Regions from separate parts of the Homo sapiens genome. Here region 1 is linked to region 2. Evidence: read pairs that join two places in POLR2A ChIA-PET (ENCODE). Cell type or tissue: GM12878. All regions are shown on one strand. Links, peaks and the distances in the headings refer to the core of each region. The heading gives the core; the rest is flanking DNA. Region 1 has its middle 13 kb from the start of NUMB. Region 2 overlaps NUMB (NUMB endocytic adaptor protein).

Evidence for each region. Peaks named below come from ENCODE experiments on the same cell type or tissue, not always from the same donor. Only the 100,000 strongest peaks of a DNase experiment are listed, where the experiment ranks them.
Region 1: POLR2A ChIA-PET joins it to region 2 with 14 read pairs; 20 of 35 experiments call an interaction of 5 or more read pairs at or near these places.

The regions. Positions count from the first base shown.
Region 1 is chr14:73,469,016-73,474,396 of GRCh38, forward strand. No RefSeq gene overlaps it. Among named protein-coding and RNA genes, the nearest start is that of NUMB, 13 kb to the left of the region's middle. In GM12878, for the core only: a CTCF peak has its summit at 3,275 (motif pointing left); a DNase peak (open chromatin) is centred at 3,260; H3K27ac peaks cover 402 bases.
Region 2 is chr14:73,293,247-73,298,627 of GRCh38, forward strand. NUMB (NUMB endocytic adaptor protein) reads right to left here. Exons shown (of 13, transcript NM_001005743.2): 7 at 3,965-4,039. Among named protein-coding and RNA genes, the nearest start is that of PAPLN-AS1, 50 kb to the left of the region's middle. In GM12878, for the core only: a CTCF peak has its summit at 2,144 (motif pointing right); a DNase peak (open chromatin) is centred at 3,325.

The DNA.
Region 1 (5,381 bases), core at 261-5,260, 180 kb after region 2:
CTGCAATCATCCTGGGTCACAATCATCAGAGGAACAGATATTATTTTTCTCCTATTGCACGAAGTGGACAAAGGTTGTCTAGATGGTGCAGAATGGATCTCGATAAAGCCAGAGCTCCTTGTGAAATAAGAAAAATCTCAAGAATGGGCATGTGACTGCTAAGCAAGCTCTGTGGGAGAGCTCAACCTATAATATTACAAGTGGCATGCGTAAGATCAACATGAACTCATCTCTCAAATCCCCAAATCTTAGGTTTCAATGTCTCTTACAAAGTTCCAGGAGAGTTAAGCTTAGGACCAATATAAAGGAAGACTACTCCAAACTGTAGGTAGTAAATGCATGGCACTCATTACCCAGGGAGGGAATACAATCAGAATACAGAAAAAAAATCAGGGCAACATTTATGAATTGCAGAGCCATATATGAGTAAAACTGGATGGATCTTGAACTACTCATTTTCAACCCTAGTCCTATGTGAAAGTCTCATGTCTCTCTCCTAGGTCCTAGTATTCCAACTCAGTAGGTTGGAGTGGGGTCTGTATATAGTTGCAAAGCTCCCCCAGGTGATTCTGATTTATAACCAGGTTTGAGGACCACTACTTGAATAACTTGAATAACCTTTAACCTGCTGGATAGGTCTGACCCAGCCTGGTCATCCTTACGGTCCTAATTGTCAAACTGCTTGGTTGATGAATGACAACTCAAACAGATACAGCTGTATACCTGCAACATAAGAACAAACTCCAGAGCAGTCATTAGACCCTGAATCTACAGATCAAATCAAGCAGTATAATAATGCTCTGGTCCCTGGCTCATTTAGAGTCTTCTCCAAGATCTCTAAGTCTTTCCCACCTTAGGGATGAATCAGCGGAGGCACTTAAAACAAGGTACTACTTTTGGAAGGAAATATTCAGATTTGCTTATAAGAATAAGATGCAGACTTCTTTTTTCTTTTCTTCTCTTTTTTTTTTTTTTTTGAGATGGAATCTCTCTTTGTTCCCCAGGCTGGAGTGCAATGGCATGATCTCGGCTCACTGCAGTCTCCACCTCCTGGGTTCAAGCGATTTTCCTGCCTCAGCCTCCTGAGTAGCTGAGATTACAGGCAGGCACCACCACGCCCAGCTAATTTTTGTACTTTTAGCAGAAATGGGGTTTCCCCATATTGACCAGGCTGGTCTCGAACTCCTGACCTCAAGTGATCCACCCACCTCAGGCTCCCATATTGCTGGGATTATAGGCATGAGCCGCCGCGCCTAGGCAGATGCAGGCTTCTTTACATATTTCTGTCACGGCTCTTTTTGCACAATGTTTAACACAGTACTAGGAATTCGTTTATTCAGTAAACATTTATTGATTAAAAATTAGTTACATACCCAATGCCAATAGTTTGTTGCTGAGGATATAAATAATTAAATAAGGCAGTGATAAAACAGACCAGATGTGATCTCTAGCTTCTTAGTTACCTAATAAGCTCTCAAAAATATTCTTTTATCATAGTGGCTGGATACAGTGTAAAACTCTACCTAAGGGTCATCCTACCCTCTTAGGAACACAACATTTAAGTTCTTTCGAAGACCGAGCTACCCTGGGGCCAAGAACAACTATAAAAAAAGTGCCTACCTTTTCTTCTCAAATGTACCTACAAGTGAAGGTTAAAAATGAACTTCTGGCTGGGCACGTTGGCTCACGCCAGTAATCCCAGCACTTTGGGAGGCCAAGGCAGGCAGATCCTGAGGTCAGGAGTTCAAGACCGGCCTGAGCAACATGGAGGAAACCCCCGTCTCTACTAAAAATACAAAATTAGCCGGGCGTGCTGGTGCATGCCTGTAATCCTAGCTACTCAGGAGGCTGAGGCAGGAGAATCGCTTGAACCCAGGAGGCAGAGGTTGCAGTGAGCCAAGATTGCGCCATTGCACTCCAGCCTGGGCAACAAGATCGAAACTCTGTCTCAAGAAAAAAAAAAAAAGAACATCTGGAGAATGAGAACTATGCTATATTCATCTTTGAATTTCCAGTACCAGGTACAGTACCTTGCACATAGTAAGTGTTCAGTGTTTTAAATTTTTTTTTTTTTTTTTTGGAGACAGAGTCCCACTCTGTCACAGGCTGGAGTGCAGTGGCGCGATCTCAGCTCACTGCAACTTCTGCCTCCCAGGTTCAAGCAATTCTCTTGCCTCAGCCTCCCGAGTAGCTGGGGCTACAGGCATCTGCCACCACACCCGGCTAATTTTTTGTATTTTAGTAGAGATGGGGTTTCACCATGTTGCCCAGGCTGGTCTCAAACTTCTGATCTCAGGCAATCCACCTGCCTCGGCCTCCCAAAGTGCTAGGATTACAGGCGTGAGCCACCGCGCCTGGCCCAGTGTTTTTAAATTTTAATTAATTAATTAATTTTGAGACAGGGTCTGGCTCTGTCACCCACGCTGGAGTGCAGTGGCCCCATCTCGGCTCACTGTAACCTCTGCCTCCTGAGCTCAAGTGATCCTCCCACCTCAGCCTCTGAGTAGCTGGGACTGCAGGCATGTGCCATCATGCCTGGCTAATTTTTGTATTTTTTTTTTTTTTTGGTAGAGATGGAGTCTCACTATGTTGCCTAGGCTGGTCTTGATCCTCCCACCTCGGCCTCCCAAAGTGAAGTAATTGCAGGCATGAGCCACCGCACCCAGCCTGTTCAGTGTTTTTGAATGAGTGAATGAATGAATGAAGCTGGAATCCCAGTTCTGCCACTAACTGTGTATCTTTGTACAAGTCACAGATTATTTGTAACCCTTTTTTCATGACTGGGATAACAACTACCTTGCTTATTTGTTGTTATGTGACTGGAGGTCATGTGTTCTAAGAATCACTGGCAGCTGGGCATGGTGGCCTGTAATCCCAACATTTTGGGAGGCTGAGATGGGAGGATCACTTGAGCCCACAAGTTTGAGACCAGCCTGGGAAACAGAGGGAGACCTCATCTCCACAAAAAAATTAAAAACTAGCTGGGTGCGGTGAGCGCGTGCCTATAGTCCCAGCTACTGGGAAGGCTGAGGAAAGAGGATCATTTTTGAGCCCAGGAAGTCAAGCCTACAGTGAGCCATGATTGCACCACTGCACTCCAACCTGGGCGACAGAGTGAGACCCTGTCTCAAAAAAAAAAGAAAGAAAATTGGCACTCTGCCTGGCATTCAGCAGGTGCTCAACAAATGGTTGTGGTGATGCTGTATGGTTGTTACTCTGAGAACGGAGAAGCAGAAGCTTCCAAGAACCAACTTGTATGGTCAAAGTGACATCTAGTGGTAAAATTTTAGAACACACACCAAAAGCACAGTCAATTGCTGGTTTGAAATTTAAATTGAGGAATGACTAGGAACTAACAGGGCACCTGATTTACATAAGTACAGTAACATTATTTAATTCTCACCAGTGATTTTTTTTTTTTTTTGAAACGGAGTCTCACTCTATCGTCCAGGCTGGAGTACAGTGGCGCGATCTTGGCTCACTGCAACCTCCGCCTCCCAGGTTCAAGCAATTCTCCTGCCTCAGCCTCCCATGTAGCTGGGACTACAGATGCTGGCCACCACGCACGGCTAATTTTTGTATTTTTAGTAGAGATGGGGGTTTCACCATGTTGATCAGGCTGGTCTCGAACTCCCGACCTTAGGTGATCCTCCTGCCTCAGCCTCCCAAAGTTCTAGGATTACAGGCGTGAGCGACCGCACCTGGCTTCACGAGTGATTTTCAATCCTGGATGCAGATTAGAATGACGTGTGAAGCTTTAAAAATCTACTGGTGTCTGGATCTCACCCTTGGAGACACCAATTTAACTTGCAGGAGGTGTGACTCAGGCTGTCACATTTTTAAACTGCGATTTTAACATGCAGCCTGGTTGGGAACCACATGCAAGAGACCCATGAGATAGTCTTCTTCTCGTTTTACAAATGATGAAAGTAAAAGTCAGAAGGATAAAGTAATTTTCACAAAGTCACACATTTATTATTAGCAGTAGGTTATTTGAACTTGCATCTACCATTTTCCCACAATACCACGTTGCTTTGCAGAGGCTTTTGGAAGTCTGATGTGCTCCACTTAGCTTCTGTCTAGGGGAGTCTCAAACTCAGAAGCGTTAGGAAATTGCATGGTGCTGTGAGCTGAAGCCCTCCAAACAACAGTTTGGTGTTGATGGGATAGTGTGGTCTAATGAAGGCACTAACTGCCTGATCCTCTCTCTGGATTCTTTTTTTTTAAGACAAGGTCTTGCTTTGTTGCCTAGGCTGGAATGCCGTGGCATGATCACAGCTCACTACAGCCTTGAACTCCTGGGCTCAGCTGGGACCAGAGGTGCATGCCACCATGCCCAGCTATCTTTGTATTTTTTGTAGAGATGGGGTTTTGCCATGTTGCTCAGGCTGGTATTTTTATGTTTTGTAGAGACGGGGGTCTCCCTATGTTGCTATGAACATTCATGTCAATTTCAATTTTTTAAAAATTATTTCAAAAGAAACTCATTGTAATTGTTTGTGTTAAAAAATGATAACTTGCCCAGGTGCAGTGGCTCATGCCTGTAATCTCAGCACTTTGGGAGGCCAAGGCGAGTGGATCACTTGAGGTCAGGAGTTTGAGACCAGCCTGACCAACATGGCAAAACCCCGTCTACACTAAAAATACAAAAATTAGCTGGGCATGGTGGTGGGTACCTGTAATCCCAGCTACTCAGGAGGCTAAGGCAGGAGAATGGCTTGAACCTGGGAGGTGGAGGTTGCAGTGAGCCAAGACTGTGCCACTGTACTCCAGCCTGGGCGACACAAGACTCTGTCTCAAAAACAAACAAACAAAAACCTTAAGCATACACATTAAAAATCTACCAAAACTTTTTAAAATTGAGTTTTGGCACTTCATTTTTAAAAATATAACTGGGGTCTCAAAAAGGAGTAACGAGGCCGGGCGCGATGGCTCACGCCTATAATCCCAGCACCATGGGAGGCCGAGGCCGGCAGATCATGAGGTCAGGAGATTGACACCATCCTGGCTAACACGTTGAAACCCCGTCTCTACTACAAAAATACAAAAAATTAGCCGAGCTTGGTGGCGGGCCCCTGTAGTCCCAGCTACTCGGGAGGCTGAGGCAGGAGAATGGCGTGAACCCGGGAGGCGGAGTTTGCAGTGAGCCGAGATCGTGCCACTGCACTCCAGCCTGGGCAACAAAGACTCCGTCTCAAAAAAAAAAAAAAAAAAAAAAAAGAGTAACCAGCTTGCTCTTGACCTCTGAAAGGCTCTGTTGCTGCCTCCAACAAGAAAAGCCCATTTTATCCAATTAGACAACAAATCCCCAAAGTCAGAAAAACCACGTGATATTTGCTGGCATATCCATGATGACTACTAATTATGTATTTGGTAAATGT
Region 2 (5,381 bases), core at 326-5,325:
TTATGCTAACTTCGTTACACAATGAACACTACACACACATACACACAGTTCTGCACCTTGCTTTTTTACATTATATATACCCGATCCAGTGAAGTTACTTCAGATACTGTATTTTTCAGGTGTGGAATTTCCACTCGTTTCTTTTTCTTTTTTTTTTTTTTTTTTTGGACAGTCTCACTCTGTCACCCAGGCTGGAGTGCAGTGGCGCGATCTTGGCTCACTGCAACCTCTGCCTCCCGGGTTCAAGCAATTCTCCTGCCTCAGCCTCCCAAGCAGCTGGGACTACAGGCGTGTGCCACCACGCCCGGCTAATTTTTTTGTATTTTTAGTAGAGACAGGTTTCACTGTGTTAGCCAGGACGGTCTCAATCTCCTGACCTCATGATCCACCTGCCTTGGCCTCCCAAAGTGCTGGGATTACAGGCACGAGCCACCGTGCCCAGCCATTTGTTTCTTTTTCATAGTTTCTATTCTCTGCCAAGATTTCTATCTCTTCATTCAACATGAACATATTTCCTTTCTGTCACTGAGTATAGTTATAATGCCTTCTATACACTGTTTTCATTTCTGTTAAGGTAGCAGTCTACTTCAGTGTACCATTTTCTGTACTAGTTGTGGTGATGCTATAAACACAAAACAATACAATGACTCAAATACAAGAGACATTTATTTCTTGGTCAAATAGTGAAGGCGGGCATTTAAAATCTGTCTGCTAATTCCAACATCTGAGTCATCTTGAAGTTAGGTCTTTATTGATTGTTATTTTGATGAGAATAAGTCAGACTTGTCTGTTTTGTTGTATGCTGAGTAACTGCATTGTAGTCATTGTGAATGTTGTATGTGGAAAGAATGGATTCCGTTACATTCCTTGGAAGTGTCATATTTTTGGTTTTATCAGGTAGCTAATTTGATTATACTCAAATGGAAAACTCTTATCTTTTGAACAGCACCTCAGACATCAGGGCGTTTTTGTTCTTTTTTTGAGACTGTCTTGCTCCGTCATCCAGGCTGGAGTGCAGTGGCGCAATCACTGCTCACTGTAACCTCAACTCCAGGGCTCAAGCATCCTCCCGCCTCAGCCTCCCGAGGAGCTAGGACTACAGGTGCATGTCACCATACGTAGGTAATCAAATATCAGTTTTTATATCCTTAGTTGGGCTATTTGGAGTCTGCCTTGAATCTACATGGCTAAAAGGGTCAGAGATTTGGGCAGAATTTATGAACAGAATTTGGGACTACTCCTTTTTGGCTTACTCATTTCCAGGATTCTCTTTTTACTTTCTTTTTTTGAGATAGTCTTGCTCTGTCGCCCAGGCTGCTGGAGTGCAATGATGCAATCTCAGCTTACTGCAACCTCTGCCTCCTAGGTTCAAGTGACTCTCATGCCTCAGCCTCCCAAGTAGCTGGAACCATAGGCACGCACCACCATGCCCAGCGAATTTTTTGTATTTTTAGGAGAGACAGGGTTTCAGCATGTTGGCCAGGATGGTCTCAAACTACTGGACTCAAGTGATCCACCCGCCTTGGCCTCCCAAAGTGCTGGGATTACAGGTGTGAGCCACCACGCCCAGCCTCTCTTTTTACCTTCTAGTGGCTACTGTTGCCTCAAATTCTGTCTTCTGCACTTTGGGACGCCGAGGTGGAAGGACTGCTTGAGCCCAGGGGTTCGAAACCAGCTTGGGCAACATAGTGAGAACCCATCTCTAAAAAAAAAAAAAAAAAAAAAATTATCTCAGCCTAGGAGGCTGAGGCTGCAGTGAACTATGTCTGTGCCACTGTACTCCAGCCTGGGTGACAGTATAAGGCACTGTCTCAAAAAAAAAAAAAAAAAAAAAAAGGTAGGAACACTATCAGAATCAAGATAGACATGAGTTGAGAGGTGGGATAGCAAGGCAATCTGACAGAGCTTCTTGCTCAAAGGTTAAGGGCTTCAGATTTCAGCTTCTGTTTCATAAAAATTTGTGCAGATCATGGCATGGTGTTATCACCAATACTGATCCCAACATGGTATTAGTTCCCGCTTATAGTGAAATACAAGGTGGGAAGATGGTCCCAATGGTGACAAGCCACCAATGACTACTAATTACTACTATTCAGTGTGGAAAAAACTAAACTAATGAATGCCAGTGGTGTAAGTAGCCACAAGGGGGCAATATCACTTTCCAACTATTGTATAAAACAATTAAATACATAGCTTTCAAGTATAACAAATTTCATCCAAACACTAATGAAAACTACACAAGTTCCAAAAAATAATTAAAATGATCACTGTTTCCAACAGTAATGTACTAAAAGTGAAGACTATTGCTTCTCTTGAACTTAAAAAAAAGTATGCAATGTAATAAGGTCAAATAACTAAAATGCAGCTATATTAAACCACTTGAAATTTACCAGGCAAGTTGCCTATCAAAACTGCTTTTTACCTGCCAGACTTTCTCCCCTTTCAGTGGCATTTGAATTTTTTTTTTTTAATTATCTTCTTGTTAAATTTCTTCCTGACTTTAGGTATTCTAGGAAATTTTAATTAACAATTAAATGTACTTATATAACACCCTATGCTTTCTAGGGGTAGAGCTGTGTGTCTATTCTTATTTAGGCATTTAGGATCACTGTCTCTCAAATGCAAAATGGTACCTATGATTTGAGATATTATTTGGATTCTAAGTAAATGTTAACCAAAGAGCCATTCACTAGTCCTTAAGATGTCACTTAAATTGAGTTTTGAGTCAAAAGCCAGGTTAATTAGTTCAAATATCATTTTCTTAAAATAGTGTTTTCTTCAGAGCAAGAAGAAATTTCAGATGTGGAGTCCATCTTTTTTTAATTTTAAAACATGGTAAAAGGATAGTCTATCATCTATTGTATCAAATTTGTGAGAGTGGAAACTTATTAAAAAATATATAAGAACAAAAATAGGCCACGAGCGGTGGCTCATGCCTGTAATCCCAGCACTTTGGGAGGCCAAGGCGGGTGGATCACTTGAGGTCGGAAGTTCAAGACCAGCCTGACCAACATGGTGAAACCTCATCTGTACCAAAAATACAAAAATTAGCGGGGCATGGTGGTCTGTGTTTGTAATCAGCTACTTGGGAGGTTAAGGCAGGAGAATCGTTTGAACCCAGGAGGTGGAGGTTGCAGTGAGCTGGGATCGTGCCACTGCACTCCAGCCTGGGCAACAAGAGTGAAACTCCATCTCAAAAAAAAAAAAAAAAGAACTCAGATCTTAACACTAAATGCTAATGCTTAGTACCTTAGACATGCTATGTCATGTAGAACAATATGTTGAGAGAATACTATTTCTCATAAAGTAAATGAGTAACTAAAGTGGTTTCCTGAACGTTAAATAGTCTCTCAGGAGATTGTACTTTGGACTAAGTGGAAGGATAAAGCTTCAACAATATAATACCCTTCAACAGCTTAAGGGTATTATATTTGATCATTAGAGATTTTAAAAAACATATGAGCAGTCCCATTTAAGCTTATAAGAATCTTACCTTAGGCCAGGCGTGGTGGCTCACTCCTGTAATCCCAGCACTTTAGGAGGCTGCCGGTGGATCACCTGAGGTCAGGAGTTCGAGATCAGCCTGGCCAACATGGTGAAACCCCGTATCTACTAATAATACAAAAATTAGCCAGGCGAGGCCGGGCGCAGTGGCTCACACCTGTAATCCCAGCACTTTGGGAGGCCGAGGTGGGCGGATCACCTGAGGTCAGGAGTTCGAGACCAGCCTGACCAACATGGAGAAACCCCATTTCTACTAAAAATACAAAATTAGCTGGGCATGGTGGCACATGCCTGTAATCCCAGCTACTAGGGAGGCTGAGGCAGGAGAATCGCTTGAACCTGGGAGGTGGAGGTTGCGGTGGGCCGAGATCGTGCCATTGCACTCCAGCCTGGGTGACAAGAGTGAAACTCCATCTCCAAAAAAAATAAAATAAATCAAAATAAAAATAAAGAATCTTACCTTAGTTTTTTCATCCACAACTCTGAGTCCATCTGCTGAGACCCACAGAACTGCTTTAACTGCTTTCTTTCCAGTCTTTTAAGAGAAACCAAAAAGGGGAGGGGGAGATACACATATATAATATTAAAAAAATGTCATCTTCCACAGAAAACACTGACTCTGCCTTCCAAAAGTCACAAGTACAGATGGAGTCCAAGTTCAGGAGTGGTGCCCAAACCCAGATACTCAAACCAAACTGCAGAAACATTCAGGAAAAAACAAGCCAAAGCCATTATTTTAGAAACACAACGCAAAACAATAAGATAAAATTAAGTAAAAGGGAAGTAACAGATGGAATAAAAACCAAGATATCACATTCCATAAAGGGCAAAGAATTCATAACTAGATTCTTCACCCATTTAAAAAAATCAACCAAGAAAACCAGAGTCAGATAATTATTAAATACATAAGGAGTTACACCACAAGTAGCGTCCACAAGTGTATTTAGAGCAGGAAGTAACATGTCTAAATTGAGATGTTGACCATTCTACTATCCTATGACCCCCAGTATGTTATAGCAGGACCCTTGGTCACCTAAAATTTTCACGTTAAAAACACAGTAAGTCTTCATTATTCTATTAACAGTCTTTAAAAAGCCATTATTTGTTCTCTCAGAGTTAACACAGACATTTTTCCTAATAATTTTTTTTTTTTCTTGAGACAGAGTCTCACTCTGTCGCCCAGGCTGGAGAGCAGTGATGCGATATTGGCTCACTGCAACCTCCCCATCCCGGGTTTAAGTGATTCTCCTGCCTCAGCCTCCCGACTAGCTGGGATTACAGGCACCTGCCACCATGCCCGGCTAATTTTTGTATTTCTAGTAGAGACGGAGTTTCACCATGTTGGCCAGGCTGGTCTGGAACTCCTGACCTCAAGTGATCCGCCTGCCTCAGCCTCCCAAAGTGCTGGGATTACAGGTGTGAGCCACTGTGCCCAGCCTCTAATAATTTTAGAGACGAGGTCTCACTGTGTTGCCCAGGCTGGAGTGCAGTGGCTATTCACAGGTATGATCATAAAGCATTACAGCCTTGAACTCCTGGGCTCAAGTGATCCCCTTGTCCCAGCCCCACGTGTAGCCAGGACTACAAGTGTGCACCACTGTACCCAGCCTTGGCTTGGTTTTTAATTTGACATTAAATTCATGGAGACATTTTGGGGACACAGGAAGATTTAAAAACTACTGAAAAAATAATTTTCTTTTTATTGGCTCAGAAAATACTTTTTGGCACATGAGAATCACATGAGAACAAGCTGATGCATAATTCCTCCTGTGATGGAATGTAATAGTAATTTAACAGTGTCCTTTCTTTTTAACTGCCTCAAGGATACAGCAAAATAAAACAAAAGCAATATGAAGGCTGAGAATAGGTATCAGATT